Linked DNA regions of Mus musculus: region 1 is linked to region 2. The links are chromatin loops, found by intact Hi-C in ENCODE. Cell type or tissue: left cerebral cortex. All regions are shown on one strand. Each heading gives the region's core, and the rest is flanking DNA. Links, peaks and the distances in the headings are about the cores only. Region 1 overlaps Chrm3 (cholinergic receptor, muscarinic 3, cardiac). Region 2 overlaps Gm26861 (a long non-coding RNA gene).

Region 1 (16,710 bases), core at 5,826-13,825, 560 kb after region 2:
GCTGTTGTCTACACTACAGTCTGTTGGGTTCACAGGAAGAGAATGAGGAAATTCTGGCTGCCCGTTGAGGAGGAGAAGCCCAAAGCCACTCATCAATAAGGACAGTAGTGAGTGCTAAATAAAAGCTTGCCCCCCACCCCAGAAACAGAGAGGACTTGGGCCACTTCTAAATCTGATCAACTTGAAAGGAAGTCAGGGGAGAAAGAAATGGCCAGAGAAGTAGAGCAAACTGTCAAATGATCACGGCCTCCTCCACTGGAGGATCACCAGGTCACCAGGTCACCAGGTAATTCATCATCAGGCCACACATCTCAGTCAGACTCTGCTCAGTTTCCCAATAAGAATCCAACTCCAGCATTTGCTTTAAGTCCCTCAGGCTTCCCAGCCCACTGGCTTGGAACTCACATACAACCATCTGCTTCCTTTGCCCTTTGAGTAACTATTTCAAGTGAACTGTTTAAGATCAAGCTTCACACTAGAATTCTAACCACTTCTCTGTTTTTTAACCTTTAGCAAGTTGTGAGTGAGTGAGTGAGTGTGTGTGTGTGTGTGTGTGTGTGTGTGTCTGTGCTCAGGTGTGCCCATGCCAAAAAGCACACATGAGGATCAGAAGGCAGTTTTCAGGAGTCAGTTCTGCCCTTCCTTTGTACGTTCCTTAGACGTCAGGTCTGTGTTTCAATCACATTTACCTTCTTAGCTATCTCTCGGTCCCCATACATTGCTTTTCCTAGAAGGGCTAAGAAGAACTAGGCCATTTCTAATGTTCTAGACCTGCAGAAATAGGAGGCTGAAAAGGACTGCCCTCATGCCTACAGGTGGTCAGGGAGCTGGAAAATTAAGACAGGCAGTTCAGTGCAGATAGGGGATTCAGAGGCACCTAGCTATAATTCTGCAGAATTATAGCTGGAGAGGAGCCCATGTCCTTCTGTGTCCTCATTTTACCCATGAGAACACTGCAGCCTCCCAGGGACAGATAACCAGTTGCCCTGTTGTATGCTAATGAGTGGCAGCTGCACCAGCCTGCAAGTCCTTGCTGTTTGTCATATCAGTCATTTTTATCTGGCTTTGAATGAAGAGTATTCCCAGTAGTGGCATCGATGGTTTGACACTTACAGGGTATTTCCTGATTACACTGATCTGGTCAGTCCCCTGTATCCCTGGGCTCAGCCTTCCCAGAGTCAACCAACCACAGATCAAAAACACACAAGATTTTTAAGCTCATTTATCAGTTTATTCATTGTTTGAAATAATGGGTTTCACTCTGACTTTTCCACACTCATGTGTCATGGACATATTTCTTTGTGTGCTTCTTTTTTTTTTTTTTCAAAAGTCTGGATTCTGCATATGAGAGAAAACATGCCATGCACGGCACCTGATGCCAAAGGTAAAGGGGATGCTCCATAAATCTGCAGAGAACTGAATTCTACCCCGTATTTGATTTCTATTTTGGGGGACTCCTGTCTCAGGGACTTCTTTTTGCATGCAAAGGATTCTTTCCAAGTTTTCTGAAGGATCATCTTAGTCAAGTAGGTTAAGAAATAGATATGCAAGCAGTTCCCTGTGTGAGGAATATTTTTTTAAAGTTTTATTTATTTATTTTATGTGAGTACACTGTAGCTGTACAGGTAGTTGTGAGCCTTCATGTGGTTGTTGGGGGTTGAATTTTTTAGGACCTCTGCTTGCTCTGGTTGGCTCTGCTCTCTCAGTCCCTGCTTGCTCCAGGTGTCAAAATGGGTAGTTGTGAGCCACCATGTGGTTGCTGGGATTTGAACTCAGGACCTTCAGAAGAACAGTCAGTGCTCTTACCCACTGAGCCATCTCACCAGCCCCATGAGGAATATTTTTTATGTTCAGTTTTCCCACATGCTTCTACCCAGCAGACTAGGCAGGCTCTGTTGAAATGTACTGGAGACAGCATCTCACCAGTGTCTCCTGTAGCATGAAGTCTCTGTCCCTCATACTTGTCAAATATGATGCAATCTAGTTTATCCAGACAGATTTCTCCCCTGGGGACCTGATGATACCTCTTGATCCTTTAGTCCTTGAGTAAAATGTCACTTCATTACAGAGTCATCTTTGTCCAATATTATATGAAACAGCCACACACACTACTTAACACACTTTTGCCGTCTCTGCACCTTGATTGTTTCTTTTGCAGCATTGTCAGCATTGGTTTTAGAGAGTCTTTTTCTTGTCTAACAGAATGCAGTGTTTCATTTGTCTGGATCATCCAAGACTGCAGAGAGATCAGCATGTTTTTAGCATATATGTAAGCAAATGTCATTTGTATGTCTTGAGCTGAGCATTCTAAGAACATTCATATTTGTCTTCTTTCTCCATATTTTATGGATGAAGACACTAAGACATGCAGAAATGCAGTAACTTGCCCCAAAATACAGGACTACAGTATGTATTTTAGCCCATGGAGAGTCTAGCTCTGAGATCATGTTCACCCATTACTCTGAGTAAACTATGTGCAGCAATTATTCTTGTTTGAGTACAGAAGTTAACGAATTGAAAGCTGTTTTTCTGACACTTACATTTTATGTTTGAGTAAGTATTCCCACTTCTAATCATTTTTGTCTTTTAGGAGTTTGTTTGAGGGGTGCTATGAAAGTGGATGTCTTTCTAAAACATCTTTAGTTCTTTAAAAAAAAAAAAAAAAGAACCCTCATCTACAGTTCTGAAGGAAATACATTTATCATACGTAAAGTCAAATTCCACCAACAAGCACCCATTTTTGATAAAAGTTTTATTATCTAAAGGCCAGCACATTTGTATTTGTTGTTATATTGACTGTAGTGGGTTGCTATTCCAGCCCTTAATCCTGCGACCATATTGCAAAAAGAATCTGCAGATGTAATCAAATGAAGGAGCTTGAGACAAGATTATCCTGGATTATCCATAATGACCCTAAACCCAATAGCAAGTATCTCCATCAGAAACGCACAGAGAGGGAGAGAGAGGAGGCAATGTCTCCAGAGAGGCAAGATTGTGTTGATGTGGTCAAGTGCTAGAAATACAAAGGGCAGAATGGAAACCCTGCTAGGGTTTCTGGAGGAAGTGTGGTCGTAGGAATGCTTTGATTGTGATCTTGTAACTTCCACAATTCTGAGAGAGTAAATAAATACACATATAACAGCTGAGGAAGTAAAGAGGGAAGTGCACCCCAGTGATGAATGCACTGTTAAGATTCACAACCCTAATGAAACTCATTCACACACACGCACACACACACACACACACACACACACACACACACGCACACGCACACGCACACGCACGCACGCACACGCACACACACACACAGTAAGAAACTGGAAGGGGCAGGTTGGGAAGAAGGGGATCAGCAGGAATGGGTGGGGATACAGGAGAATAATGGGAGTAAATATAATCAAAACACATTATGTACATGTGTGAAATTTTCATAATGAAGCCCATTATTCTGTATCATATGTGTTCATTTTAAAATACTCCTCAAAACCTCAGGATGTCAAATCCTCAGAAAGAATGCATCCATAAGTGGTAGGTGAAAATGTTGAGCTTCCAATGGATATGGCACTACTTACTGAACCACGCTCTTGTTTCTTAATCCTACTTGCTGTTGACATCCTAATATTCTTTTTTTTTTCCATTTTTTATTAGGTATTTAGCTCATTTACATTTCCAATGCTATACCAAAAGTCCCCCATATCCACCCACCCCCACTCCCCTGCCCACCCACTCCCCCTTTTTGGCCCTGGTGTTCCCCTGTACTGGGGCATATAAAGTTTGCAAGTCCAATGGGCCTCTCTTTCCAGTGATGGCCGACTAGGCCATCTTTTGATATATATGCAGCTAGAGTCAAGAGCTCCGGGGTACTGGTTAGTTCATAATGTTGTTCCACCTATAGGGTTGCAGATCCCTTTAGCTCCTTGGGTACTTTCTCTAGCTCCTCCATTGGGAGCCCTGTGATCCATCCATTAGCTGACTGTGAGCATCCACTTCTGTGTTTGCTAGGCCCCGGCATAGTCTCACAAGAGACAGCTACATCTGGGTCCTTTCAATAAAATCTTGCTAGTGTATGCAATGGTGTCAGCGTTTGGATGCTGATTATGGGGTGGATCCCTGGATATGGCAGTCTCTACATGGTCCATCCTTTCATCTCAGCTCCAAACTTTGTCTCTGTAACTCCTTCCATGGGTGTTTTGTTCCCAAATCTAAGGAGGGGCATAGTGTCCACACTTCAGTCTTCATTCTTCTTGAGTTTCATGTGTTTAGCAAATTATGTCTTATATCTTGGGTATCCTAGGTTTGGGGCTAATATCCACTTATCAGTGAGTACATATTGTGTGAGTTTCTTTGTGAATGTGTTACCTCACTCAGGATGATGCCCTCTAGGTCCATCCATTTGGCTAGGAATTTCATAAATTCATTCTTTTTAATAGCTGAGTAGTACTCCATTGTGTAGATGTACCACATTTTCTGTATCCATTCCTCTGTTGAGGGGCATCTAGGTTCTTTCCAGCTTCTGGCTATTATAAATAAGGCTGCTATGAACATAGTGGAGCATGTGTCCTTCTTACCAGTTGGGGCATCTTCTGGATATATGCCCAGGAGAGGTATTGCTGGATCCTCCGGTAGTACTATGTCCAGTTTTCTGAGGAACTGCCAGACTGATTTCCAGAGTGGTTGTACAAGCCTGCACTCCCACCAACAATGGAAGAGTATTCCTCTTTCTCCACATCCACGCCAGCATCTGCTGTCACCTGAATTTTTGATCTTAGCCATTCTGACTGGTGTGAGGTGGAATCTCAGGGTTGTTTTGATTTGCATTTCCCTGATGATTAAGGATGTTGAACATTTTTTCAGGTGCTTCTCTGCCATTCGGTATTCCTCAGGTGAGAATTCTTTGTTCAGTTCTGAGCCCCATTTTTTAATGGGGTTATTTGATTTTCTGAAGTCCACCTTCTTGAGTTCTTTATATATGTTGGATATTAGTCCCCTATCTGATTTAGGATAGGTAAAGATCCTTTCCCAATCTGTTGGTGGTCTTTTTGTCTTATTGACGGTGTCTTTTGCCTTGCAGAAACTTTGGAGTTTCATTAGGTCCCATTTGTCAATTCTTGATCTTACAGCACAAGCCATTGCTGTTCTGTTCAGGAATTTTTCCCCTGTGCCCATATCTTCAAGGCTTTTCCCCACTTTCTCCTCTATAAGTTTCAGTGTCTCTGGTTTTATGTGAAGTTCCTTGATCCACTTAGATTTGACCTTAGTACAAGGAGATAAGTATGGATCAATTCGCATTCTTCTACACGATAACAACCAGTTGTGCCAGCACCAATTGTTGAAAATGCTGTCTTTCTTCCACTGGATGGTTTTAGCTCCCTTGTCGAAGATCAAGTGACCATAGGTGTGTGGGTTCATTTCTGGGTCTTCAATTCTATTCCATTGGTCTACTTGTCTAACACAACAATCTAACAGCAACAATCCCTTCTTGATTCCTCTCTAACTTGTTGAGAGAAAGCTGTTACTGAAGATGTCCTCACTGACATTTCTAAATTCTCTCATCATTGTTTCTAAGTGACCAACCAAATTCTTTTAGAACTTTTAGCCTTGAAAGCAGCTCCCCTAATTTTTTTTACAATGTGTTATTAATATTTCAAGACACTGAAAGTTATGTGGTGGTGATATGTTTGAGGCAGCATCGGAGATGGGAATGGTTCGTGGTACCTGAAGCAGGGTCCAGGCCTTGACTTACTGTTTCTCTCATCATCAAGCCTTGATGTGACAAGAGAAGAAAAGTACTGAGCTGATGAATGTAGCACAAAACAAAATCTGGAGCCATGTTTGGCAGCAGAGGAAAGGTTGCTACCATTGGAAAACAGATATACCAGAGACCATATTTATTTGGGGTAGATTCCTTCTAGCCCTGGTGGATATGCCTTCCAATTTAAAATATCATACAGAAGAAAGAAATAGATGTTTCCATGGAGACAACTTCTCAGGACTCCTGCCTCATTATCATATCTGATTTAAGTATTTTCTGGAATCAGTTTGAATATCATCTATGCACCATTTTTCCTTCAGTAGCCATGGATTGTATAACATCTGGCCAGAGGTTTTCCTAAAAAAATCGTGTAATTGTAAGCAATCCCTTCAATTCCCACCCATCCACCCACGTATGCATTACTTACAGATTGATCATTGCATGAGAATTCAATTAGCATTTACCTTTAGGTCTCTAATTAAGAATTTTAAGCTGGCTGAATCTATCCTTTCTTTGGAAGTCAGAAAAGATACCTGCAGCTGGATGTGGAGCCATTTTTCACAACCATATGCTAATTATGTTCCAGGACACATGACTACTTTTGGCTTGAGTTACCTAGCAACCTCCCCAAAACACTCCCCTGACACAGGATTGTTTCTCAGTGACCTCTTCTTAATTATTCTTCATCATTGTTAGAAAATCTAACCACTTATGTTATTTACTTGACCTGATTTGTCTCTTTCTCCTCATTTAACAACTACTTGCATGATAGGGTTAGTTTACAATTGGGCCCCTTTAACTGGGGCTTTAACTGCCGTCTTACTAACAAAGAGAAATCACTCTCCTTTTTTATCTTACCTCTGTCTTGGTTAAATATGATTACCTAGTGGCATACAGTTGGAACCTGTGGGTTCGCAAACCATTTTAAAAGCTAATTAAGCCTTCAGCAACCTAATTCGTGGGAATTTGTTACAAATCCCTCACAGTATCAGAATACCCAGAATTCTGTTTGCATCTGTTTGTTGAGATGTTTTGGAAAGGAAATTTTATTACCTCTAGTTCATGAACTCAAACACTCTTAGTTTCTTAGTTATACACACAACTTAAAAAAAAAAAACTTTCAGTCTCTTAACAATAACTAGATCATGTAGATTAGTATTGGAACTTGGAAAAAGACTCAGTGTTCAAGTAATAAAGCTAAAACTTCAAGTACCCTCAAAATGCCCCTGAGAGAAAAGAGAGTGATGACATTTCATATTCATAATCTTGTGTGCATTTTCTTAACAGAACAGACAGCAAAATTACATAAGCTTCCGTCTCCAAAGTCTGTATCTACCCCTGGTGGGAATATTTTGAAATACAAATTTTATTTAAAAACCTTTTCTTGAAGAATCTGTGTTTCAGCTTGGCATGGGGGTATACACCTGCAGTATGAGTATTCAGGAGGTAGAGGAAGGGAGATAAAGAGGTCAAAACTACTCTTGGCTACATGGTAAGTTTGAGGTGCCTGTGCTACATGGCCAGGGATATGTGGAGAGAGAGAAAAGGAAAGGAGACTCTTCCTAGTTGAATAGAGTACTTGAGATGAGGTGCTGAGTGATCAGTCAGCAGAGACACACTGTGGGGCCAGTGCTCCTTTGTCAGTAGAATGATGCTAAAAAGCAGACAGAAAACAGCAGACTTCTGTAGCCTGCCATTGACCCTGACACATTCATTAATGTCTTTACCAAGAAGCTAGGTGATATACTAATGAGCTTCCCTAAACCTCAGTGGTTGCAAGCACCCAGGTTCACTGAGCTGTCAGGATCAAGGGAAGGTGGGCCACAATCTTAACACTGCTTCCTGTTAAAGCCAGCCTACAGAATTCTTTTCCATTCAGCCCTGAGTGCTACCAACGGCTTGTGCAGAATGATTCAACCAGGCTCGCTCAGCGGTCCAGAACAGCAGGGCCTTTGTCATAGCCACAGTGAAGTGCTAGCTGTAAGGAGGTCCACTCCTTCAGTGTTCCAAAGGGTTAGGGTTTTATCCCGTTGGTCCTGGGTGATCACTACTAGGCTGGGATGAGCCAGGTTTGTACTGGTGCCCCCAACAGGGGCATGAGCAGTTTTAAACTGCAGACTAGCCAGCGATCTGGGTGCAAGGTGGTGGTGCCAGGAATGAAAGGAAAAGTAATGCTTGCTTCCAGGAGCTTAAACTCAAGTGTGAACAGGAGGAGAAACTGACACGAACCGTGCACAGTAAATGCATGTGTGGAGATAGTATGAGGTTAGTCTATACAATTGTATGTGTTTATAATTACAATTTTTAAAGTAAGAATTGAAGGAATTCGAAGGATTAGCTTTGGGTTCTCTTACTACACCTTTCCTGGTTTGAAGAGCCATATCAGCCTTGAGTTGGAGCTGGCAGTGTACCAGGATGAAAGCAATCACTGGGTTAATGACTACAAGAGGACCTCATGACCCTGTGGCTGAAGATATGTAAAGGGATGGAGAGGTTTTGAGTTTTGTTTATCTTTAAGCATTCTTTCATACTTTTATACATGAAGACAATGTGTTTAGATCATATAAACCCTGTGCAACTACTCCCAACTCCTCACAGACCTCTCCCCATCCCCTGCTCAGTCTTCTGTCTCTCCTCCTCCTCCTCCTCCTCCTCCTCCTCCTCCTTCTCCTCCTCCTCCCCCTTCTCCTCCTCCTCCTCCTTCTCCTCCTCCTCCTCCTCCTCCTCCTCCTCTTCCTCCTCCTCCTCCTTCTCCTCCTCCTCCTCCTCCTTCTCCTCCTCCTCCTCCTTCTCCTCCTCCTCCTCCTCCTCCTCCTCCTTCTCCTCCTCCTTCTCCTCCTCTTCCTCTTCCTCCTCCTCCTCTTCCTCCTCTTCTTCCTCCTCCTCCTCCTCCTCCTCCTCCTCCTCCTCCTCCTCTTACCTCTCTTCCTTCTTTTCATACTGCCCAAATGCACACAGGTATGGGTGTCACCCACTAGAGCATGGGCAATCTACTATGGACCACTAGACTGAGGAAAACCGCCTTTCCCTCCTCCCTTCACCCCGCAGCCATCAATTGCCCACAGGGACCAAGAGGGATTTGGGGTTGGATGGAGATCTCAGCTAAGGGTGGATCTCCTTAGCTCACACCCAGAGAGGGATTATCGTAAAGTATCGGAGTCTGACGCTCACAGTCTACATCTAACAACTACCACTTAACCACTCAGAGGTGTCTTGGACAAGCTGCTCCTTAGCTTCTCTGAGCCTTTGTTTCCTCATACAGAAAATATTCTAGTGACCTAAAGCTTTAGTCTAAATAATATAGGTGATATATAGATGAGTGGTATGTGGAAGCACTCATTATAGGGTGGGTAATATCAATAATTACAGCTGGGTGATGTTTTACAACAAGGGATGTAACAAGGCGATGGCCCGTGATGGTGCTTTATCTTATCTCAAATGCAATAAGATGCATTGAATCTGACATCATGAAGACTTTGACATTTTAATTTACAAGTTATCAATTGCAAAAAATAAAATTCAATTTCTTCATAGAAGATTTGCCACTCTCCTGCAGTGTATCAATTGTATCACTATCTGATGCATGCTACCCTCATTAAGACATAGTCTGTGGGGGCTAAAAGGATTCATAGTTGGTAAGAGCACTCGCTGCACATTTATGAGGACCTGAGTTCAGCTCCCTGTCACCCATGTAAAAAACAGGCCAGACTGGACATTCCTGTAACCTAAAACTATCTGTGCCTAGGGGCTGGGGGGGGGGGGGTCTGGAGAATCACTGGGGGTTACAGACAGGCAGTCTAGCTAAAGTAACAAGGCAGCATTTCAGTGAAAGACACTATCTTTAAAAAAAAAAAAAAAACAGTAAAGACTGAGAAAAAAGTGCCTGTTATTCTGGCCCCCACTCGCCTAAACACAGGCAAACATACCTATAATGAGCACACACACACATGAAGTTAATTAAAACACAATAATAGCATTAATTAAGATCTAGTCCATGCCAGAGATCTCATCACATCACACTGGGCTCTCTGTTTTACATGCACTGTCTGAGAGGAGAGAGGTGAGCCTCGGAAAGTGGAGATACACACTGTCAACTTGCAGACTGTGTAGCTAGGTCTAAAACACATACACTCCTTGTTGTGTGCAGGGCCACACATGCCTTACCCCTGACCCTGATGGAACTCCCAGGAGAAAGAAAAATATTCCTCAAACACAGTTATCATGGTAGAATGCTTGTGCACAGTCCCAGGGGGTGGGGGGTGAGTCGTGTGTCCGTCAGAACCTGTACGATTCGATGGAGACCTCTGAGGATAATTCCAGGCACCAAGTCTCACTGTTCAGCCTGAACTTGTCACCTTCTGTTTGCTTATGTTAGGATTTCTTCTTCTTCAGCCTGGATGAATCTATTTGTATTGATTTCACACTTTGGGTATTTAATTTTTTTTTTCAGTCTTATCCCTCTCCTGTTTTGGTTTTTTGTTTGTTTGTTTGACTGGCTCAACCTTCTTCCTTGCCTCTTTGTTCTAAGTCCCGTAGGGCCAGAATTCACACTACCATGAGCTCTAGTTTCCAGTTGATACAGGAAATTCAGAACAAGAGGTCATTGTTTTCTAATATTTAATGGCATGACCACTGCCAAAGTATACATTTTATTATTATTTTATTTTGATTCTCACATATTTCTCTACATTCATTTCCACATATAGTAGTTTTAGTGGTAAAACCCCCATCTTTAATGCTTACATATCAAATTTAAAGGATTGAATTTACACTTTACATTTTAATCTCAGTCTGCCAATGCCCTTGGCATTTAATGAATACAGCTGTAAGCTCCTGGCCCATCATCTGCTTCATCTGAATCCTTTCATATCTTCTCCCTTCTTGGATCTGCTGCGCAGTTGTAGAGTGTGGGGCAGACAATTGCTATCTGGTTCATTTAGACACGAGAACCTGACACATTAGGCTTCCATTCTCCACTAACACGGTAATAGAGCTTGTGGGGAGAGATTGTTCTGGAAACCAGCTATTTTATTTTGGGAAGGATTTTGGAGATTTGTGTTGGCCTCGCTGATGCTGAGCTCTGCAACATTTCATTTAGAGAAGTTTTCAGCAAACACACTATCTCATGCACTCTGCTGCCCTGGAAATTCCACTTGAGCCAAGGACGTGGTGTGCCAACTACTGGATGCTGGATGGCCCCTTGTTTCTTTCCAAACATGTGTGGCACTACGGCTTATTTGTGCTGAATACGAACAATATCTATAACATACCATTAAGTGAGAGAAAGAGGGATGTTAGAGAAGGTAACACTTTGGGGCAGTTACAGAATTGTGGATGAATTTGCCTTGAATCAGGGTGAATGTGTGTGTGTGTGTGTGTGTGTGTGTGTGTGTGTGTGTGCACATGTGCGCGCAAAGGCATGCCAAAGGACAGCTCATTATTGTTCCTCAGGAACTCTCTACCTTTATTTTGAGACAGGGTCCATCACTGGCAAATAGCTTGCCGAGTAGTCTAAACTGCCTAGCCAGAAAGCCCCTGGAAGCTACTATCTGTCCCTACCTCTCCAGTATAGGGATTGCAAGCACATATCACCAAACCAGGCTTTTTTTTTTACATAAATTCTGAGCATGGAACACTGCTCTTCTTTCTTGCACAGGAAGCAAATGACCAGCTGAATCTGGCGCTGTCCCAGCCCTTGAATCAGGTCTTAATTCTGCCTCTAAGGAGCGGTGTGACCCTAGCCACCACTAGACGTCTCAATACCAACATCTTCCCAAAAGACAATTAAGTAATTGACTCAGTTTATACTGTAGAGGCAAGGACTGAATGACTTAATACATATATGTACAATGGTGCCTGGCATGAAGTAAGCGCTTGAAATACACATGCATAACTCTGCAGAAGGCCAGGTTTTAGAAGGACACTCCATTCCCCTAACAAATGTTTACTTATTAAGTAAACTGTTGCCTGGGGTTACCTCAGCGCCTGAGAATGAGAGGCAAAAGGAAGAGGACTGGGATTCTACTTTCTGCTTTGTAAACACAGATATTGTTTGAAATTTAGGTTTGCTCATGACTAAAATGCTTGCAAGGGCAGAACTCAGGCATAGACTGAGGAGCCAGCCTGCCTGTGTAGTCTCCTAGGTTCTGTATTTGCAATGAGTCCTGGGAGGAGAATTTTAACCACTGGGCACATGCATATCTTTGTGCAAGTGGGGGAAGTGGGATGTGGGGGTGGGGGGGTGTACGGTGCCCAGCCTCAGCTATGGTCCTACAGGTGCTATCTGCTTTGGGTTTTGCTTTCGTTGAAGTGTGTGTGCGCGTGGACAGGTACCAAGTGCTGCAGTGTGCAGATAGAGACCAGAGAAAGACTTTTCAAGACTTCTTTACTCCTACCTTGCTTCTTCTTCAGTTTCACTCTCTTATGTATATTTGCTTGCCTGCATGTATATCTGTCCACCAGCTATGCTAACAAGACCCAGGTTATGTGTGCCTGCTACTCCAGTGTCCAGAAGAGTCATTGGATCCCATGGAACTAGAGTTCCAGACAGTTGTGAGTCACCATGTCCGTGCTCAAAATCGAGCCCCATTCCCTCTGAAAGAGCTGCAGGTATTCTTAACGGCTGACCCATTTCTCCATCCCTCTACTTTGCTTTTGAGGCAAGGTATCTCTTGTTATTTTCTGCCCTTTCCCCGCATATGACAGCTTCCCATTGATTCTCCTGACTCTCCTCCACCTCAGTTCCCACTTTGGGAGGGCTGGGGCAGAAGTTACAGATGTAAACCATTGTATCTGCCTTTGTTTTTTTTTTTTTACATGGTTTCCAGAAATCAAACTCAGGTCATCATTGGGTTACATGGCAAGTGCCTTTACCTGCTGAGCTACATCACCACCCCACCATTTTCTGGCATAAAGTGTCTCATTGATGTAGAACTCTGAGGTAAGGCAAGACTGTAACAAGCCCAAGGAATCTCCCTCCCCAGTGCTGGGATGACACATGTGAAACCACACGTCACTTTTCTTGCCTGTCCTGAGAAATACAAGGCAGGTCTTTGGACTTGCAAGGCAAACATATTGCTAAGCCGCCTCCATGTCACCCCAGATTGATTCCTGAAGAGAATTGGAGTTTGCTGTATTAATGAGTACCAGGATATTTTCCAGATTTTTCCTGGCATAACAGAGTATTCTGAACCTCTTTCATCTCTGTTTGTGCCAGGGTTTGTCCATCTCTGCCTCATTGACACTTGAAACCAGACAGAACTTTGTCCTCTGTCCACAGATCCTTAGCATCTACCTGCTAGATGCCCAGAACACATTCTCTTCAGGTTATAACAAGAGTAACAGCTCCCAATATTGCCAAGTTTCCCCCAGGGGAAGAGCCTTCTGAAGAGAGAACCATCACGTTAGAGTCTACAAAGAGTGAGCTTTTATAAATCTTAGAAAAAATCCATTCCACTGCCAATCAGAGAGGAGCCTTCTGTTTATCTTCCTGTCTTAGAGAAACTACTGTGGATCAGGCTGAGTGTGGATCAGGCTGGGTGTGGATCAGGCTGGGTGTGGATCAGGCTGGGTGTGGATCAGGATGGGTGTGGATCAGGCTGGGTGTGGATCAGGCTAGGTGTGGATCAGGCTGGGTGTGGATCAGGCTGGGTGTGGATCAGGCTGGGTGTGGATCAGGCTGGGTGTGGATCAGGCTGGGTGTGGATCAGGCTGGGTGTGGATCAGGTGTTTCCTGTCGTTGCTGTTCAGTCCTCAAGTGTTGGGTTCTGCATTTTTCTCTAACAAGGAAGCAAGGTCAGAGGGCTCTGTGACCTACCAGTTGTTGGGGTTGGGGACACATCCTGGACTCTCGGGGGGGAGGGGGGCTGTGGCAGAGCTTCTCCTGCTTCTGCTTGAGCGCCCCTAAAGTAGGAACTGAGTTGGGGGAGACAGAAAAATCAATGGGAAGCTGTTGTATGCAGAGCAAGGACAGAAATAACAAGAGAGACCCTGCCTCAAAGCCAAGGTAGGGAGACAGTGGGGCTATCACGCACTGCTTCCGCTTTGAGGGATTTTGAGTTTTTGTTTTGTTTTTTCAAAGTTACAATTGCATATAGAGATGTATCAGTTGGAATGTGCAAACAAATGGGAATATTAAAGAAAATCAGATATGTGGAACATGTCTGTCTGGCTATAAAGACAGTCTTTTAAGTGTGGACCTTAAAAAAATAGCTAGGAATTTCATAAATTCATTCTTTTTAATAGCTGAGTAGTACTCCATTGTGTAGATGTACCACATTTTCTGTATCCATTCCTCTGTTGAGGGGCATCTGGGTTGAAAAAAAAAAAAAAAAGAAAAGAAATGACTAAATTCAATGGAGGAACTAGAGAAAGCACCCAAGGAACTAAAGGGAACTGCAACCCTATAGGTGGAACATCTGGGTTCTTTCCAGCTTCTGGCTATTATAAATAAGGCTGCTATGAACATAGTGGAGCATGTGTCCTTCTTACCAGTTGGGGCATCTTCTGGATATATGCCCAGGAGAGGTATTGCTGGATCCTCCGGTAGTACTATGTCCAATTTTCTGAGGAACCGCCAGAATGACACCATTGCATACACTAGCAAGATTTTATTGAAATGACCCAGATGTAGCTGTCTCTTGTGAGACTATGCCGGGGCCTAGCAAACACAGAAGTGGATGCTCACAGTCAGCTAATGGATGGATCACAGGGCTCCCAATGGAGAAGCTAGAGAAAGTAGCCAAGGAGCTGAAGGGATCTGTAACCCTATAGGTGGAACAACATTATGAACTAACCAGTACCCCGGAGCTCTTGACTCTAGCTGCATATGTATCAAAAGATGGCCTAGTCGGCCATCACTGGAAAGAGAGGCCCATTGGACACGCAAACTGTATATGCCCCAGTACAGGGGAACGCCAGGGCCAAAAAGTGGAAGTGGGTGGGTAGGGGAGTGGGTGGGTAGGGGAGTGGGGGGGAGGGTATGGGGGACTTTTGGTATAGCATTGGAAATGTAAATGAGGAAAATAACTAATTAAAAAAAAAAGAATAAAAGGAGGTCAGAGGACCACCACAGGTTTCAGTCCCCACCTGCTGCCTTGCTTGAGACAGAGTCCCTTATTATTTTTGTGGCTGTATATAATAAGCTAGCTGGCGAGCCAGCTTCTATGGATCCTGCTGTCCCATCCCGCCACGCTAGGAGAGCAGGAATGACAGGAATACACACTATGGTGCTCCTTCTTTACTTGAATTGTAGGGCATCCAAACTTAGGTCCTTACTCTTGAGTGCCCAGTGTTTTACCAACTGAGCCATCCCCTGACCCCTAGGAGATCTTTAAGCAAAATGAATTCCACGGTTATGTAAGATCAAGCGGTATTTCCTCAAAGTGTAGCTGCTTCCCTTTAACAACAAAAGCCTAGCAGTCACAGGGGATGACATTGAATGACCTTCAGAATGTAGAAAGACAGTAGATAAATCTTAGATCTTACGTAAAGGTCTTCCCTCCTCTAAGAACCCTGGGGACACTGCACTAATTGGCTCCGATGAGAGGGGTCTTTCTGGTGTTTGAAAAGAATTACTCATGTTTGCTTTTGACTCCATTCCATTTCTCTAAAAACACTGATAAAAAAATGTTCTAGGCCTGAAAGGTGTTTGTGGAGATCCACAACTATCCTACTTAGATGTTTGGTTTTTTAGGTAAAACGGTGTTATTTCACAAGCCTCAGCCAAGCCTTTCACATCCTGTTGTCACGGTCAAATAAAAGCTTACGAAAGGCAGCAATCGGGCGGGAAGTCTGATACATCATCTTTTTAAAAACAAGCTTTCTCCCTTTTAAGTGGAATTTTATCCCACTTTTAGCCTTCAGGATTGTTTTGTTCACAAGAAGAATCACTGTACCATATTAGGCAACGTCTCTCCTCCTCACAGCTTGAGATGAAGATGAGGGCTTAGGTTCACAAGTTTGATTCCCTTTAAAGACATGTTTGAGTGGAAAGCTCTGTCCACCCTGTTTGATATCCTCTGCCGACCGACCTACCGCGTGACTGAACTAAGCTGAATTCCAAGTCTGTGGTCAGGGACAGCAGGCTGCTTAGGCATCTTACAGCAGCAAAGTTGTTCTTTGAGTCAACTTTGCCACCTAGTGGCCTGATGCGATCTTTCTATTCATGATGACATAGCTGCTGAGTGTTGTAATGAACTATGACAGAAAACAGACACACTCCTGTCCAAAGCAGAGACCCAAAATAAGCCCTGAATATGACATATACCAGATTTACAAAGAGGAAACACCATGTATCTGGTCTTTCAAAAAAAATGGTTGCAAACTGCAAAAGACTTCCCACGATTAGGATAAGAAAAAGAATAATTAAAGTGGAGATAGAATTAGAGAGCTGGAGAGATGGCTCCATGGTTGAGAGCACTTGCTGCTCTTGCATGGGACATGGGTTTGAATCCCAGCATCCGTGTGCTGGTTCACAGCCCTCTGTAACTACAGTCCCGGGGAATTGGATATACTCTCCTGACCTCTCTGAACACCAAACACACCGGTAGTGCACAGACTGTGCAAGCAAAACATTCACACATAAAATAAGCAAATCTAATTTAAAAATATAAAGAAATAGAAATAATTTAGAGTTCTGGGAGCAAGAAGTAACTTAGACTTTCCAAGTAAGAGGTTTAAAAGTTGAGAGTTTCGGCTCACTTTTCTGGATAGATGATAGGACTATATGCTTTGTGGACCAGAAGGACGAGAGAAGCTATAAGAAAATAGCTGACCTGAGACTTATTTCCAAATTTCTTACATTCTTTGATACTGTTGCTCAACTGAACAAGTCTAGTTGTTTTCAGTTTATAAAATATCATGTGACTGTCTGCAGGGAGGGATTTCTTACTGCCTGCATGACTGACTTTAGAAAAACAAGACTTTATTCATGTCTTTGCTCTCAGTTGTAGGACAGATCG
Region 2 (16,710 bases), core at 5,025-13,024:
ACAAAATATATAGTTGAAGCTATAATCACTTGCAATATATTAAATGCATTAGTGACAATTTTGTTATAGAGGATAGAGAAATGTCTCAGTGGTTAAGAGCACTAGGAGCTCCTGCAGAGTACTCAGGTTTAGTTCCTAGAACTCAGCAAAGTAGCTCACAAACAACTATAATTCTAGGTCTAAGGGGTTCAATGCCATTCAAAACCCAGGCATATATGGGTTGCAGACATGAATTCAAGCTATACATATGTGTGTGTGTGTGTGTGTGTGTAAAATGTGTATGTGTGTATATATATGTGTGTGTGTGTGTGTGTGTGTGTGTGTGTGTGTGTGTGTGTGTGTATACATATGGAATCTATGGGAAGCTTTGTAGTATGCTGTCACTTTTGAGTAAACATTATTCATTCAGCCAGTGATACTTAAAGGATAATGCAGAAAAATACAGGCACTTTAGTTTATTAAAGTGCACTTCAAGGAGGACCTCCTGTCCTCTGGATATCCCACTGAGAGATTACCACAGAGCACAGTGTTTTCTCAGATCCTTTGGGATCATCCTCTATGGAGCAGCTGCCCTCCTTCCCAACTTCCTTTCTCTGTGTCACAGTTTGTGTTGTTACCACAACACATCCATCTCCCCACGACTCACGACCAGCCTTCCCCTCAAGAACAGAGCCTGGGATTCCCAGGGTTCTCTCAAGCTTGAGAAGAACACTGGAGAGCCTGGCACTTCCCAGTAACCCTTTCTCAGTTCTCATCCCCCATATATGCTTACATGAAGAGATTTACAAACAATAATCCTGAGGTCAACTAGAAAGACGTCTGTCTTAGGGTTTCTAGTATTGTGAAGACACTTCATGACCAGGACAATTCTTATAAAGAAAAATATTTAATTGGTGCTGGCTTACAGTTTCAGAGGCTTAGTTTATTATTGTCATGATGGGAAACATGGCAGCCTGCAAGGCAGGCATGATACTGGAAGAGCTAAGAGTTCTTCATCCAGGATTGGCAGGCAACAGGAACCCTATTCTCTAGAGACACACTTCCTCCAACAAAGCCACACCTACTTCAACAAGACCATACCTCCTAATAGTGCCACTCCCTATGGGTGTCATTTTCATTCAAACCACTACATCTTAGTTGGTTAAGATGGTTGTTGTCAAAGGTGACCATTTGAGTTCTACAAGTTGTTCTCTGGCCTATATAGTTATGCTGTGGTATGTATGTACATATGTATGTATGTATGTATTATGTATGTATATACATGGGAGCCCATGTGTACATGTATACATGCACACAATTAAAAGGTTATAAAAATTATTTAAAAGTAAAAAGAATGCTGTGGTATTTAGGAGACCCCTGTGGTGGGGGAAGTGGTGGTCTTGGCATGGGTGGTACTATCAATACTCCTAGGGTCTCTTCTTCCCTATCTCCCACCACAAACTTCCCCATCTGTTTAGAGATACCTGTTCTGTAAATGTGACAACTTACTAGACTGACTTCGTTATACATGGAAATAACTGTAAACTGGCTAGCAACACTATGTAAACACCTCAGGGGCTTCTGGAAGTTTTCTTTTAAAGAAATGCAATTCAACTCAGGTGTGCTTCTGCTCTGTTTACCTCATCTGCCCCAACCTTACTAGAAGTGCGTGTGAGGTTCCAAACAAAGGGATGAAAGTCATCTGAGGATAAACTCTCAGAAAGTCTTCAGGCAGCCCAGCAGATCTGGGCAGCCTCTCTCTGGACTACAGACCAAAGAAAAGACAAAGCAACCAAGCCATGTTTCTTGTGGAAGGACATACATGTGCCTCTGTGCACAGAGGCCAGTGGTCCACTTCAGGTGTCTTTCTTACTAGCCCTTCACTTTATCTTTTGAGACAGCATCTCTCCCTGAACCAACGGCTCACTGATTGACTAGGATAATGGTCAATGAATTAAAGAGGTCTGTCTGTGTCTGCTCTTCCCACCCTCACCAAAGTGACAGGATTATGGATGCGCGTAATTGCGACAAGCATTTTATAGTGCCTGGGAAAAGCCTCAGGTCCTCAGCCCCACAGCCGATATTTTTCCCTCTGAGCCCTCTTCCCAGAACCAAAATTATTTTTTATAAGCAATTTTTATTTAGTTTTTGTTTCCTGTAGCTGAAGTCAGTCTGTGTTGTGGAGATTCCAGGCTATCCTATTTTTATACAGTCATGAGTGCCCACTTTAATTGAGCATAGTAATTATGAACATGTTGACTTAGAATGGGATGCAAGTGCTAGGTTTTTATCATTATTTATGCTTTTATTTTTATAGCTACACTTATAACAGTACATTTATCAGGGCTATAAACAGGAGTATTAGGAGGAAATTAGGTAAAATTGAAAAACTTACCTTTTACTATCTGCTGCTTATTGCTTTACATTTTAATGGCTAGTAAAATTATATAATGTATAGATTTTTTTACCATACGCTACCCTAAAAGAATAAAGTATGAGACATTTGAACAATAAAAGTAAACACAATTTAAAACACGGAAATCCAGAAACTTGCCAGAGATCACTTTAATGCAGAAATTAAGGAGGAAACACTGTTAATGGGTAGTATATAGCTTTCTACAAATATAGTGTTTTGTATAATGTATAAAACAAAATCAAAATAGAGACTGAGTGGTAGATAAATGAAATAGGTTGATAGATATACAAATAGATGGATGGAGAGGTTATAACAGAAGATAGTAAGAAGATAGATGGATTGATAAATAAATGAGTGATAGATGAGAGATGACAAAAAGTAATGGATAGATGGTAGATAGATTGATGATAGATAGATAGATAGATAGATAGATAGATAGATAGATAGACAGAGAGAGAGAGAGATAGAAATAGAGATAGATATATAGTCAGACATATAGATAATAGAGATAGATAGATGTAGATAGATAGATAGATAGATAGATAGATAGATAGATAGATAGATGGGTAGATAGATAGATGGGTAGATAGATAGATAGATAGTAGATAGATAACAGATAGATAGGTAGATAGAAGGTATTTTACTACATGATACATAATAAAAAATAAATTGACAAATAGGTGACAGATACATTGACACCTGATAGAAAGATGATACTTTTCAGCTAGATGATAGAATAATTGATCTCTAATAAATATGATAGAACATATTTTGGTAGGTGTTAAATGATAGAAAGATAATAGGTGATAGAGAGTAGATAGGAAAAAGAAGGTTGATGAACGGATAGGTAGACAGACAGACAGATAATAGGGAATGCTTTCATTTTGGCATACAGTCATCATGTCACTGAGGAAAGTATCCCTGGCATCATTTTCCAGCTCCCCTGTGACCTTCCAAAGTTCACCTCATAGATCAATGGGTAATATGTAAGCTGCAGGTATGAGATCCACTCTCAGTGCCCCAGTCTCCCCCAAAATACCAGGAAATTGTTAGACACACCAGGTCTTCACTGTGTGCACCATTACAAAACATATGTAAAAGGAAAATTATAAATTAAGTGTTTGGGCACATGCAATAACAAAACTACCCTTACCCTTTTGTCTTCGAGAACCCTAACTGCTTCATTTATTCTACAGGATATCTGTGCCTATGGTTCAGCCATAGTAGAACTTGGCTGATGTGTTACTGGCTGATGCTTCGAATGTCACATGGGATCCTCTATTCTTCCTAATACCTAGGGCCAGAGCTCTTCTAATTTTTTCAGGTTATATATTCTGTTCATTTTATTCACTCTGCATATTAACTCTTCAGCAGAAACCTGATAATAACATGATGTATAATGTTAGCAATTTTGAACCTTCATCAAAGCAAGTATGCTATAGTGGTGTGCATTTGCAAACCCCAGAGTTTGGGAGAAAGAGATAGATCCCTGTGAGTCACTTGATAATTTCCCTGACTGGAAATCAAGAATTCTAAGCCAATGAGAAAGACTATCAAATAATTAATAATAATAATAATAATGATGATGATGATGATGTATAAAAAGCAAGATGCAAAGAACAGAAGAAAAATCAAGGTGGATATAAAAACGAGGAATACCATACAAAGCTGACCTTTGTTTTCCACATATTCATATATTTGCACACAAATAAAATAATTAGCACAAAAAATAATGAGTATTGCTTCAATCCAGAAATATTGTGAGTTAATATTGAATTCTCATCTCAGATGACAAAGCTATGAAGAATGAATATCACTGAGCATGGTTAAATTGAAGACAAATACACATAAATAAATCATATAGTTCTATAACCAAACCACAAATTGATTTAGGCTTTGTTCACCATCAATCAAACAGAACAAGTGAAAATATAATGACTCCATTAAATCTATATGCATGTGCTTGGATCTTCAGTAATAAGATATTTAATAAATGTATACGGTTGCTAATTAACAACAGAAAGCCAAGCCCAGTTTACATCAAAGAAACTCAACACTGGATTGATACCAGTAGTTTAAAAATAAAATGTGTTTAATGTTATAGGGTATTTATCTTTTGGCTCAGTTGTTGTTGTTGTTGTTGCTGTTGTTGTGAAAATTCATTTGTATTTTTATTTGTGTGTCTGCGGATATGCCCATGTATGAGTGCAGTACCCCAGGAGGCCAGAGGGGGCACCTGGAACTGCTGTTACAGGTGGTGATGACCCGCCTCACATGGAAGCTCAACCCTCTGCTAGAGCAGCAAACACTCTCAGCCACGGAATCTCTCTAGCCCAAAACTTTTGGATTTTGAATTGTATTATGATTAGAAAATTATTTTTTTTCCTTTTCTGATTCTTCTTGCTCAATATCGCGCTACGATTTATATTAATCTTTCTTTTACATGGACCCCACAAATGTGTACACACATTCACACACATATAAAAATAATAAAATACTACTTCCTGCATTCAATGTGAATATTTTTTCTGCTTTCTGTTACATGCAGAATCTTTGGGGCTTAGAACATTAGTGACACAAAACTCAGCTCCATTGTTCAGAAACATTCCAACACCATACTTAGAACAAGGCCTCTTTGATTCAACAAGTCTCTTCACCACTAAATTCCTTACCTGTTTAGGGAGGTATATTTATACTGTGCCTTTAAAAGCCATAAATCTCACAAAGACATGTTTCCTATTGGGAAAAAATTTGTTTGGAAAAGCCACCACTTAAGGGAAGATTATAAGAAGTACACTCTCACGCTGACCCGGACCTACGCTGAGCTACAGATAACTCTGCATCTCCTTGTAAATCAATAGCGCAAATACTTGTGGTGCTCTGTGGGCCCTGCAGACCTTGGTCAAACAGATGAACAATTACCATATTTACAGTAGAGAACAAAGGACTCTGCATGAGGGGAGTGCAGTAGCTTTTAGCATGTTTGTTTGCTCTGTAGAGAATGCTTATGGCAAATAAGGTTCTGTCCTGGAGGGAATGCACCTGGCCATTTTGTTTTGATTTCCTCCTATTTTTAATCTTTGGTTTTGTATGAAGTTAGATTTTTTGTTTATTTATGCATTATGAATTTTAACGGAATGGGAAAGGATGTTTGTTGTGCAGGAACATGCTTTCATTCTATAATGAAGCAGAAAGACCTGAAAGCCTGTCTTGTTTTAAAACATGAGAGCCTTTCTCCACTGAACATGTCTCTCCTTGCCTTCACCTAGGAACATAGGAGACAACTGCTGTGTGAAGCCTGGGGTTTAGGTTTACTCTTACTCTCACTGTCGTGACTTAACCTACATATTTTAGGGGTGGTTAACTCAGACACAAAGAGCAAGATTTTCCATGGTGCCCGGAGTACTGAAGAATGTTAAGTGATGCATTCTAATGAAATAGCTTAACCCTTCCCTGATCCTAGCGAACTGTTAGGAAATAAATGTTAGGAGATAAAATGTGGCATATTTAAACCATGTATCTCTATATATGTGTGTGTGTCTGTACATACACACATATACATACATATATTATTACATACACACACACACACACACACTAATACAGTAATAATACAATATAACCTCTCTCTCCTGCCCACTGAATGGTCGCTCACCAATCAGTCTTAGCTTCTCAATCTCCAGATCCTGTGGGCAGCACCTCTTCCCCTCCCCAGTCCTTTGCATAGATTCACCCTTTCCTTGATACGCCCACTAACGTTCTATAAGATTTCTCTACCCTGTTGATTGATCAAGTTTTCTCCTGATGTCACTAGGCAACAGTTCTTTATAACTTACATCTTCTTGGGTCTTCCCTCCCTAAGGGACTTTCCTTCCAGGAAAAAAGCCTCCTTTTTGCAGATGACTCCTGGATCATCCCAGCGTGATGCCCCCTGTGCTCCAGGGCCACTTTACCATCTGCCCTCAGGACACTGCTCTTGATGTCCTATCAACTACATTTCAAATATTATCTCCTTTCTGGGGGGGGGGCTCCCCTTCCAAAAAAACCCTATCCCATTCCCCTTCCCCCTGACAGCAAAGGCCTTCTAATGTCTGTTCCCCACATTTCTTCCACAATACAAACACATAAAAATAAAATAAATACAAACACATAAAAATAAAATAAAATAAAATAAAATAAACCTCTGATAGGTAGATATATTCCTTAACCAAACCCTTTGTCCACTCTTCTTTTGCTAACTAAAACATCTCACGATTTCTGAAAGCATAATTTAGTTTCCACAGTTTTCCCTAAGTACTACCTTGTAATTATCTTGTTTTACCTTTAACAATTCCAAGCCTTCCTCCTTATTTTTAATGATGGGTATATTTTAATGACATAATTAAGACTTCTTACATTTATTGTGTCTATATGTAAATGTAACCATGCTCATGCCGATGTCAGGGTCACTGTGCCTGTGTCAACTGTCCCCTTATGTTATGTGGGTTCTAGGACAGAACTAAGGTCATCAAGTTTGGCTGCAATTGACAGTGTGTAGTGAACACTCACCAGCCCCTAATGTTAGTTTTTTGTGAGTGATAAACCCAAGACACCTTCATTCCATTTCTGTACTGTTTTGTAGGTGGTCATGCAAATTGTATACACTGCGGTGACACAGGGACAGGGCACACTCTGTACCTCAGCATAAGAGGGCGCCTCCTCTGAGAAGGAAAGCTGAGTGAGATGCAGAACTGCTTCAAAGTGAGAAATCCAACATTCAAGGCCAGGAGCAAATTTGCTTCCAAGCATCTCTGACAACTCACCAAAGAGAGGAGGATAACTTAGTTATTTACTTAAAGCCAAAAGCCTTTTTAGTTTTGGTTTTATAATAGCTAAATTACTGTGCGATTGCATATTTGTGTGTGTGTGAAATTTTATTTATTTTTTAATTAGGTATTTTCTTCATTTACATTTCAAATGCTATCCCAAAAGTCCCCCAAACCCTCCTCCCCCCCCCCACTCCCCTTCCTACCCACTCCCACTTCTTGGCCCTGGCATTCCCCTGTACTCAGGCATATAAAGTTTGCAAGACCAAGGGGCCTCTCTTCCCAATGATGGCCGAAAACTGCTTTCATAAAAATCAAGGCAAAAAAATTCTAAAGCTATGCTTCTCTTATGTAATGTTTACTCGTAACCAATACAGTGCCATTTAAGACAGCTTGCTGATCATTGTCCAAAGGCCTGAATATGTGGGTTTACTTTTGATATTGAAGACAGAGTGTTGAAAGGGAGAAAACTTCTGCTGCACAAACCAGAGAACTTGACTCAGATCCCCAGAGCCCACTTAGAAAGCCAGCTACAGTGGTGTACCTATGTAATCCCAGCTCTCCTACAGCAAGATGGGAGACAGAAACAGGAAAGCCAGCATGAGCTGGCTCTCAGAGAGTGGTAAGGCAGAAAGCAGAGAGAGCGTGCTGCCAATGAGATGGAAGGAGGGAACAGCTCTAGAACGTTGTCCTCTGACTTCATGTACAGCTTGGCATATAGGTGCCTGCACTTGCACATATGCACTCTCTCTCTCTCTCTCTCTCTCTCACACACACACACACACACACACACATACATTCACACCCTCTCTCATACACATACATACACTTACACACACATACACACATAGAGAAACACAGATATAATAAAATAATAATAAAGAAGAACTAATTTTAAAAATTGAGAGTGTTAAAATGCTGAAAGTATTTATAAGGCAATAATTCTCATCACTTTTTATACATTTCTAAAAGTTTGTTTTCTAGACAACTATTGCAGAACATTCAGTTGGACACAGAGTTACGTTCCTTCATTGTGTGGCATACAAAATTCAAACACCTCTGAAATAACATAGTGTCCAATACGTTTGCTTCAAGTTTCAGTAGAGACAGAGTATCTAAAAAGTTAAACTAGTGGTCTAGTTCTTCAGAGAACGGTACAATTAATCTCTAGTTACTACAACCTACTGCATGATGTGGATTGCTAGTCAGAGTTCTGCTTTAAGAGTCATACATTTATTTGATATTTCAAGTTTTTTTTTTTTTTTTTATAACTGAGGTTTTTCCAAAAATTTGTCACAATGTATTTTCAGGTTTTTGTTTTCAAAATCACTGGTCAATTTCTGTCCTTGTTGAAGGAGAATCTAGAAGAACTGGTGACATCTTATTGCTATCTCTTGATTTAAAGAAAAGCAAGACAAACACAAGATTAGAAGTAATAGTGGGAGATAAAAAGGAACTGCATACTTCAACAAAGAGCTATGGGTCACTAACAAGAGAATTAGCCTTGTTCAGAAAGGCTACCCTGATTGGTTATTCAATTCCAAGTGCTCAGGCAGCACTAATCAGACATAGCAGGTTATATTAATATATTTATGTGAATATATATGCAAGAAAGAGAGAACGTGCTGTGGGAAAGTCACAGGAAAAAAAAAAAACCACAGGACTTAAAAAGATGGGCATTAAAAAGCAAGCTCCTAGCTCTAGAGGGAGCTCTAGAGTCTCCACCCACGTTCACATTTCTTCTCTCTCTGAGCAAAACATTCGCTGATTTGAACCAAAACCAAAGGTATTCTGAGAGAGCTTCTCTGGGGAGAGATTAATATCTGTGGTGTGATTAATATCCAATAGATGGAAATCTCCTGGAGGCACTTCTTATGGTAACTCTTATGGTACCACCGTGTCTGAAGTTTACCTCCTTTATAATTCTTTGTTGTTTTTGAGAGCTGCTATTTCTTCTTCAGTGGGTAGAACTCACTCTGCTTGACAGCCACATTTTTTTTTTTAGAAGAGAACATGGGGAGTGTGATGAGAGCTAAGGAATAATACCCAAACAGGAAACAGGTTTAGCTCCAGTACAGGCAGTGGACTTACATGGGGAGAGTCCACCCCCATAAAGTAAATACTGTAAAAATTGGAAACCTGAGGTCCAGACTGTTAATTTAATTTTAATCTGCATCATTTTCTCTATCGAATTCCACCAACAACTCCAGGTAAAATCAACTGGCTGGACAAACACTTGGTCTCCTAGTCTCTCCTAAGATGAAGTAGAAGGTTCTCTAATCCTACCTCATCAGCTCACCTCTCCTACATCTCTTCACTCAGATGCCAGTGGAGGGGTTCTAGTACCCATGGCTTTAGTTTCCCTGAATTCCATAACTAGTCACCTACTGAAGAGAGGCGCTCACCACCCCTGCCTTGCAGTCCTTCTTAGGATCCTTCACAGGTAGGGTACCATGTAGTGCTGACATCAGAATTTGTGGTGAATTTTACCCCGAGAGTTAACAGAAGACACACTCAAGGTTTTGACTACTGAACAGCCAACCACTTCTTGACTAAAATCCTGTTTGTGCGTTATTTCCTCCTTTCCACTCATCCATTAGAGCCTCTGGTTCTTTTGAGGACATGGAGGAGAGATTTTTCCCTTAACAGATGCCTCTGTGTTACTGGCCCCAAAGAACAGTCCTCACTGAGTCTAAACACACACACACACACACACACACACACACACACACACACACACACACTCACACACACACACACACACACACACACTCACACACACACACTCACACACACACACACTCACACACACACACACACTCACACACACACACACACTCACACACTCACACACACTCACACACACACACACACTCACACACACACACACTCACACACTCACACACACACACACACACACTCACACACACACACACTCACACACTCACACACACACACACACACACTCACACACACTCACACACACACACACTCACACACACACACACACACTCACACACACACACACACTCACACACACACACTCACACACACACACACACACACACACACACACGTGACGTGGTGGAGGCCCTGTGCTTATTCCTCTCAAGGGCATGTGAGACCATTGCCCAAGGGAATAGCGCGGCATTCCTATCAGCATCCTGCCATGCTCTGTGTTGGTATTGTGTTCTCCAGGGTTGCTAGTAAACCACAACAAAGGAGGGGGTGGCGTTTCAATTCAACTTGAACCTCACCCTTGCCTTGCCCTTTGGACCTAGAGTTATCTCTCCACTTCCATTAGTGTGTGAACAGTAGAGTTATTTTAATTATCACAGCCAAGTATTATGCTGATCACGACCCAATATGTTTCAGAAAAGACAGAGTTAGAACACATAGGTTCTCTGATTACATCATGGAATCTCAATAGTAAATCCATTATGACTAGAAATCAAATCAACTTTCACCTGTGTAAGACATGTATCTGAATTCATCACCAACAGCACACAGTGAACAATCGTCACTAGTAGAAACTAGCAAGGAACCATTTGATAGCTTTTGTTATACAATCCATGACTACCTGTCAACGGAACAGTGCTTCCTCAGGTGGGGCTGGACTCTTCTACATAAATTAATAGTCAAGAAAACCCTTCACTGACATGCCCACAGGCCAATCTAATCCAGGCAACAATTCTTAAGACTCCTTTTTTAGGCCGTTCTAGTGTATGTCAAGATGACAGTGAAAACTACACAGAGTAAAAACTTCAGTCAAACATATCTATTGAATTGTATATGTGGAGGGAGAAATAATATATAATTTTGATACACACAGGTTCTAAATGTTTATGACACTTTGTATATTAATAGGGTAGTTTTTTTTTAATTTGTTTGGCTGTTTTGGGGTTTGTTTTGTTTGGGGTTTTTTTCTGTTGTTTGTTTGTTTAGTTTGGTTTTGTCTTGTTGTTTGTTCTTGATTTTGGTGTTTTGTTTGGTGTTTTTTGTTGTTTCTGGTTTTGTTGTTGTTTTTTGTTTTGGGGGAATTTGTTTTGCTTTTTTGTTTTTCTGTTTTTGGTGGATATACATCCCTACAAGTGCACCAGATAATAAAGAATATGGAAGGATACTCCCTAGCCTTGAATTGGAGAGTATAATGTTTGAGCTCCCTAAATCTCATACATCAATTGAGCAAATATATATATATTCCTTTATGCTACTAACAATACTCAAGTAGCTAGAATAAGGATCCATAAACTTTGTTTATAAGGGGAAAAGTTCCTTTAAGATTTTTTTCAACTTACCTACACACCAGAACAAGCCTGTCCATACTCTGGATTTGGGCAGCTTGTGGTGTGGACCTAATGTTAACATAATGGTGCCTAGTGGTCCCTCCCAAAGTAGAGTTGAGAACAGCATGCAAACAGCAGCCAGCAGTTGTCATTTTAGAGTCAGTTCTTCCTCAGTCAATTTTTGCACCTACATGGCAGTTCATAATCTATAACTGTAGTTCCTGTAATTCGAGGGATCCAAAGCACCCTCTTAGCCTTTGCAGGCTCCAAGTATGCATGTGGTACACATACATGTATGTTGCAAAACACTCACACACATAAATCATTAAACAACAAAGTATATTAATTCAAAAATTAATATACTTTGTTTTGCCTACTCAAAACAAAGTTCATAGAAGTAATGCATATCTGAAAGGGAGACTCCTCCCCACACATGCACATGTGACTATTCTGCTATGAGTAGGTCCAGTATCAGTCTATGCATTTACAGCTTGGTCCCCTGGGTCGTGCTATTGGGAAATAGTGGAAGCTTAAAGAAGTGGCACTTTACAAGTGGTCCTTAGGTCACTGGAAATGGAACTTTGTCTTTTCTTTTAACTATCTGTCCCTGCTTCATGGATCATGGTACAGTCAGTTAGCTCTACTATGTACTCTGACCTTCATATGTTTCTCTTGGCAGAGACCCAATACATCAGAGCCAGTGGATCATAGACTGGAACTTCCCTAACCATGAGCCAAGACCTTTTTTTCTTTATAGGTAATTTGCTCAGATACTTTGTTATAATGACAGAATGTTAACTAGTACCTTATTGAAAATCCTCTCTAATATTTCATGAAAAGATCAAGAAGGATATTTAATAGAATCAGGTGGCAAGTGATCATGGAGGAAACAAGATCTGTGCCGTCTGTATAGGCCTTGGATTTCAAAAGTTAAAAAGGTGAGAGAAAGCAAGAAGAAATGCCACTGAATTCTTTTAATTGGAAATAAATCTTTTAAATGGAGTATCTCATAATTGGAGATCTCCTCGGGAGTGCCCTTGGATTTTGCTGAGACTAAACTCTGCCTGTTCACAGACTGTAAGGTCTTCCTCAGGTCTCATGAGCTATAGGGAATGAATGGAAAAGCCTTAAATGGTCCTACTTTTGAGACTCAGTGACCTTGCATTTGTTTTGTTTTGTTTTGCTTTGCTTTGCTTTTTTGTTTTGTGTTTTTTTTGTTTTATTTTGCTTTGTGTTGTTTTGTTTAGCTCCAGCACATTCCATACCTGAGCAGAGACTCACACCCAAATTTCTAAATTCTCTTGGCTAAACTTTAAAGGTTTTTTTTCATATTATTTCAGTAAGACCAATTTAGTCTCTGGTAAATCTAGAGATCCAAATTATCTCCAGAATCCACCACAAGCAAATGTTAATGAGCACTTGATATTGGTGAGTCTCTGTCAAGGGTAACACCTGTGTGTCATGACCTGGAAGATCCATAAAGGGATCCCAAAAAGAATGACTTAAAAATGTTCAAACCTTAGGATGAGTTTTGTGTTAAAATAATATCCATCTTTTATGGAGTTCGTGTTCTTACTTTCAAAGAAATGTCTGCTGATTTTATAAATGTATTTTTAGTTTAAAAAAAAAGATCCATATATATCTGTATAGATAATTCTACCCTTGTATACAATGACCAATGTAAAAACAAACAAACAAACAAAAAACAACAACAACTGTGAGTTCTCATGCTCTTTCCTGAAAGAGATCGTCCTTTGTGTCTGAAGACAGGAAATGAAGTAGTGATATGTGGTTGTGATGGATTGAGTGTCCCTTCTAAAGCTCAGGTTGAAACTGAATCCTCATAGTAGCAGTGTAGCAGGAGACTTTAAAGGACTATGAGGTCATAAGGGCATATGCTCATGAATAAATTAAGACCATTAACTGGAAGTAATGGGAGTGGGCTTCTGATAGAAGAATAGTGTGACCCAATTTCTCTGTGTCACTAACATTGCCTCTCACTGTAGGACATCCTCCAGTATGCTGTGAATCAGCAGGAAGGCTCTCATGGCACACCTGCCCCATGGCTTTGTGCAGCACTGTCTCCAAAGCTGTAAGAAACAGATTATTTGCTTTCTATAAATTGTGCGGTCTTCAAGTATTCTACTCAAAAGAAAAAAGTAAGATGATTTTTTTGGCATGGCAGCTAAAATATACTTGACTTTCTTTTCTATTGTATTTTATTGACTTGATGGCCGTCAGTCATTTATTTTCTATGTCCTCATCATCTTGGGCTGGCAAACTTCCCTTTCTTCTTGTTAGCTGAAAAGGTTGAGATGGTATTTAAAAAATGATAAAATGTTTTATGTATCCCATTTTGTCATATGAATCTGTTCTGACATCTCCCTTGTTTTTCTAAACCTTTCTTCTTGTAGAAAATTCACCCCATAACATCATTTGGGTGTCACTGAAGCCTTCAGGAGACAGCTAGTTGTTCTCTTTAAAACTGAATTCTGGGGATAAGAATAAAGTGTTCTCTACAGGAGTGAGTAGAGTTTCAGTTGTGAACAAGGTCTGAGCAGTCAAGCTCATTTACTTAAATTGCTGCTCTTAGCTTCATAAGAGAAAACATATTCCCTTGACATGCAATTTAAGCATTACATCTTTGCCCATCAAAGGCCATTTGTTTAATGCTTAGAATAAAGCAAGTGGGGAATGACTTTCACTTTAAATAACTGTTCCACATGTTACTGACCTGATAACTCAGTTACTGAAAGCCATGGGTCCAGGCTATTAACAATTAACTAAGGTAGGCTGGGTTTGTGACAAGCGATAAGAATGACCTTGTTTAATAATCCAGTTCACAGATGAGCCATGAAGTCAAGGCAGCTGTCTGCATCCAATTAGTCCCAAACGTGCACACAGAAAATGAGAGTCTTCACCAACTCCATTCTAATATTTACAGACGGTTTTATTATTCTCTGGAAGGGCTGGTTGTAAGGAAGTTTGTTCTGTGTAGTTGGATTCGTAAAATGGCATCATTTGAAGTACTTCCTGCTAAGGGTTGGGAGGAATCTTTGCAATTTCAGAAACACAATCAAAAATCTCAATTCATATCTGCAATATTTGGTCTTCAAATGATTTTATGTCCCCAGAATATTTCCTCTGCACCCCACAGTAAATATTCTGTTGATGATTTCCATTGAAACCTATTTTTACTAACACTGGAGTAGAAAGAAAACCATAAATATTACAGTATTTTCTCAAACTGAGTTGTGCACCCTGAGGTTTTCTTTTCTCTTAATTCTTAATTCCTTTTCTTATTGGTCTATGTTCAGCAATTATTCACATATGAATCACTTAGATTTTTTTAACCTCTAACACAAAAATATAACTGCCAAGAATAAATATGAATGGAAAACTGTATTGTGAATTGGGAAATAGCAATTTTAGTAGTTAGCCTTCCATTGAAGCATACACAACTAGAAAAGGGACCCTAACTCACTATGAATTATTCAAGAACAAGGAGATGTATGTATAGTGCTTATGAAGGATTCAAGAGGAGATAGGTACACAAAGACCGTCTTGGTACCCAGTGAGCCCTTGAAACACTGCTAGAAGCAGTTTTCTTAATTATAAAACTCTCCAAAGTCCTTCTGATGTGTAGAGCACATCCTTTATCCTTTACATGGTTGGATGGAGTGAGGGGATTTCCACCCTTACTAAGAGTAGAGCTGTATTTAGATGAGTTCAATCTATAATCCAGAAACAGTTTAGAGAATGATGAGCTGTAGATTTACATTTGAAAACAATCAATATTTTAGCAGTAATTATGCTTGTAGAACTATATAAGAGACATTGATCTTGAACATAAAGGGGGGGGGGAGTGAGCTTACAAAGGAATGTCACATATGACAGGACAAGCGGAGAGTTATATTTAAACTATCGTGCATATCATAGACTCAGAATCTTTAAATTAGCAGAACAGAGCTCACACAGTTCAACTACCTCCCTTCATAGCAGAGCAATTAAGCACTGAGGAATTCAATGATTTATTTAAAGCTTCACAGCATGTTTCCTGTCGCTCATCAAAATAAAGAGAAAATATGTTAGCCTAAGAAAACTTGCCTTAAACAAAAGCGGCAATTTCTGGTCATGGGATATTAAAGAAAGTTAAAAATAATTTCTTAATGTAGACAATGAAGGGATTCTCTCAGGCCCCTTCCTTCCTGTGATTTCTCTTAATGAGGAAGGAACTTTCTGAGTTGACAAATAATCCTTGCTGGAAGCAGACACAAGAGCATGCTCCATGAAAAGGAGAAAGGGGGAAGGGGGAGGAGGACCTCAATGGTTCAGAGCTTTGTGAATCCTTTCTATCTTTGCTAGGGAATATTTTATATGGAAAGGATACAATAGTACATTTACTTTCTTTGACGCCTTAACAATCCCGGCCTTCTTAAACAGCAGGGTTGTTCCTGTGCTTACGTGAAGAAGTGTAAACCTGTTCTATATGAAAGGTAGCAAGGGCCAGAGAAATGGATTGGGGTTAAAAGCACTGGCTGTAGTTCCAGAGGACCCAACTTCAATTCCCAGCACCCATGTCTTATCTCACAATTGTCTGAAGTTCCAGAGGATCTAACATCACTTTCCTGTCCTCCACAGGCAACAGGCACACATATGGTGCACAGGCATACATGCAAACAAAACACCCAACGACCACATAACTCTGCTAGACCAGAAAACAACCACAATTGGCATATAAAGAGCAGCTAGAATTCCTTCTTGGCCCACAGTTAACAGTGTTTGCTCATATAGAGCAGGCCAGTGCCCCTTTGATTACTGCACATATGTACTTTTGGTCTGTTCTCATCTGCTACCTAATTAAATGTAAATATTATTTCAAATTGTAAGGCAATGGACTAGGTGTCTCTACATATCTGTTTCTTTGATCAGGTGCCATAATGGCAATTGAATAGAAACTCTTGTAAAAGGGGAAGAATCCAAATATTCCCCTCCAGCTTTATCAAGAAGCCAAAGTGAGGTAATTTAGGTGAGCACCTTTTGCAAACAGTGGCACTCTGTTAAATAGTATGAACTGTTATTATCATTGTGTTCATACGGATTACCAGCAGTGTGATAATTATTAACATGACATTGCACCAAACGTCCTGGTTAATATAAGAAGAATCTAGAGCCAGAGAGGTGACTTAGGGGGATAAATGCTTGTTGTGCAAGCAGGAGCCCC

The links. A loop is a pair of places that touch in the nucleus more often than their neighbours do. Peaks named below come from ENCODE experiments on the same cell type or tissue, not always from the same donor. Only the 100,000 strongest peaks of a DNase experiment are listed, where the experiment ranks them.
Region 1: it touches region 2 in a loop (3-fold over the local background); 6 of 42 quality-filtered maps call a loop at or near these places.

What each region holds. Positions count from the first base shown.
Region 1 is chr13:9,881,645-9,898,354 of GRCm38, reverse strand. All of the region lies in intron 4 of Chrm3 (cholinergic receptor, muscarinic 3, cardiac), which reads left to right. Among named protein-coding and RNA genes, the nearest start is that of Gm40665, 94 kb to the right of the region's middle. In left cerebral cortex, for the core only: a CTCF peak has its summit at 7,088; DNase peaks (open chromatin) are centred at 7,148, 7,306, 7,708 and 10,797; H3K27ac peaks cover 727 bases.
Region 2 is chr13:10,443,442-10,460,151 of GRCm38, reverse strand. The region is part of intron 3 of Gm26861 (a long non-coding RNA gene); the gene reads right to left. Among named protein-coding and RNA genes, the nearest start is that of Chrm3, 91 kb to the right of the region's middle. In left cerebral cortex, for the core only: a CTCF peak has its summit at 8,901; a DNase peak (open chromatin) is centred at 8,919.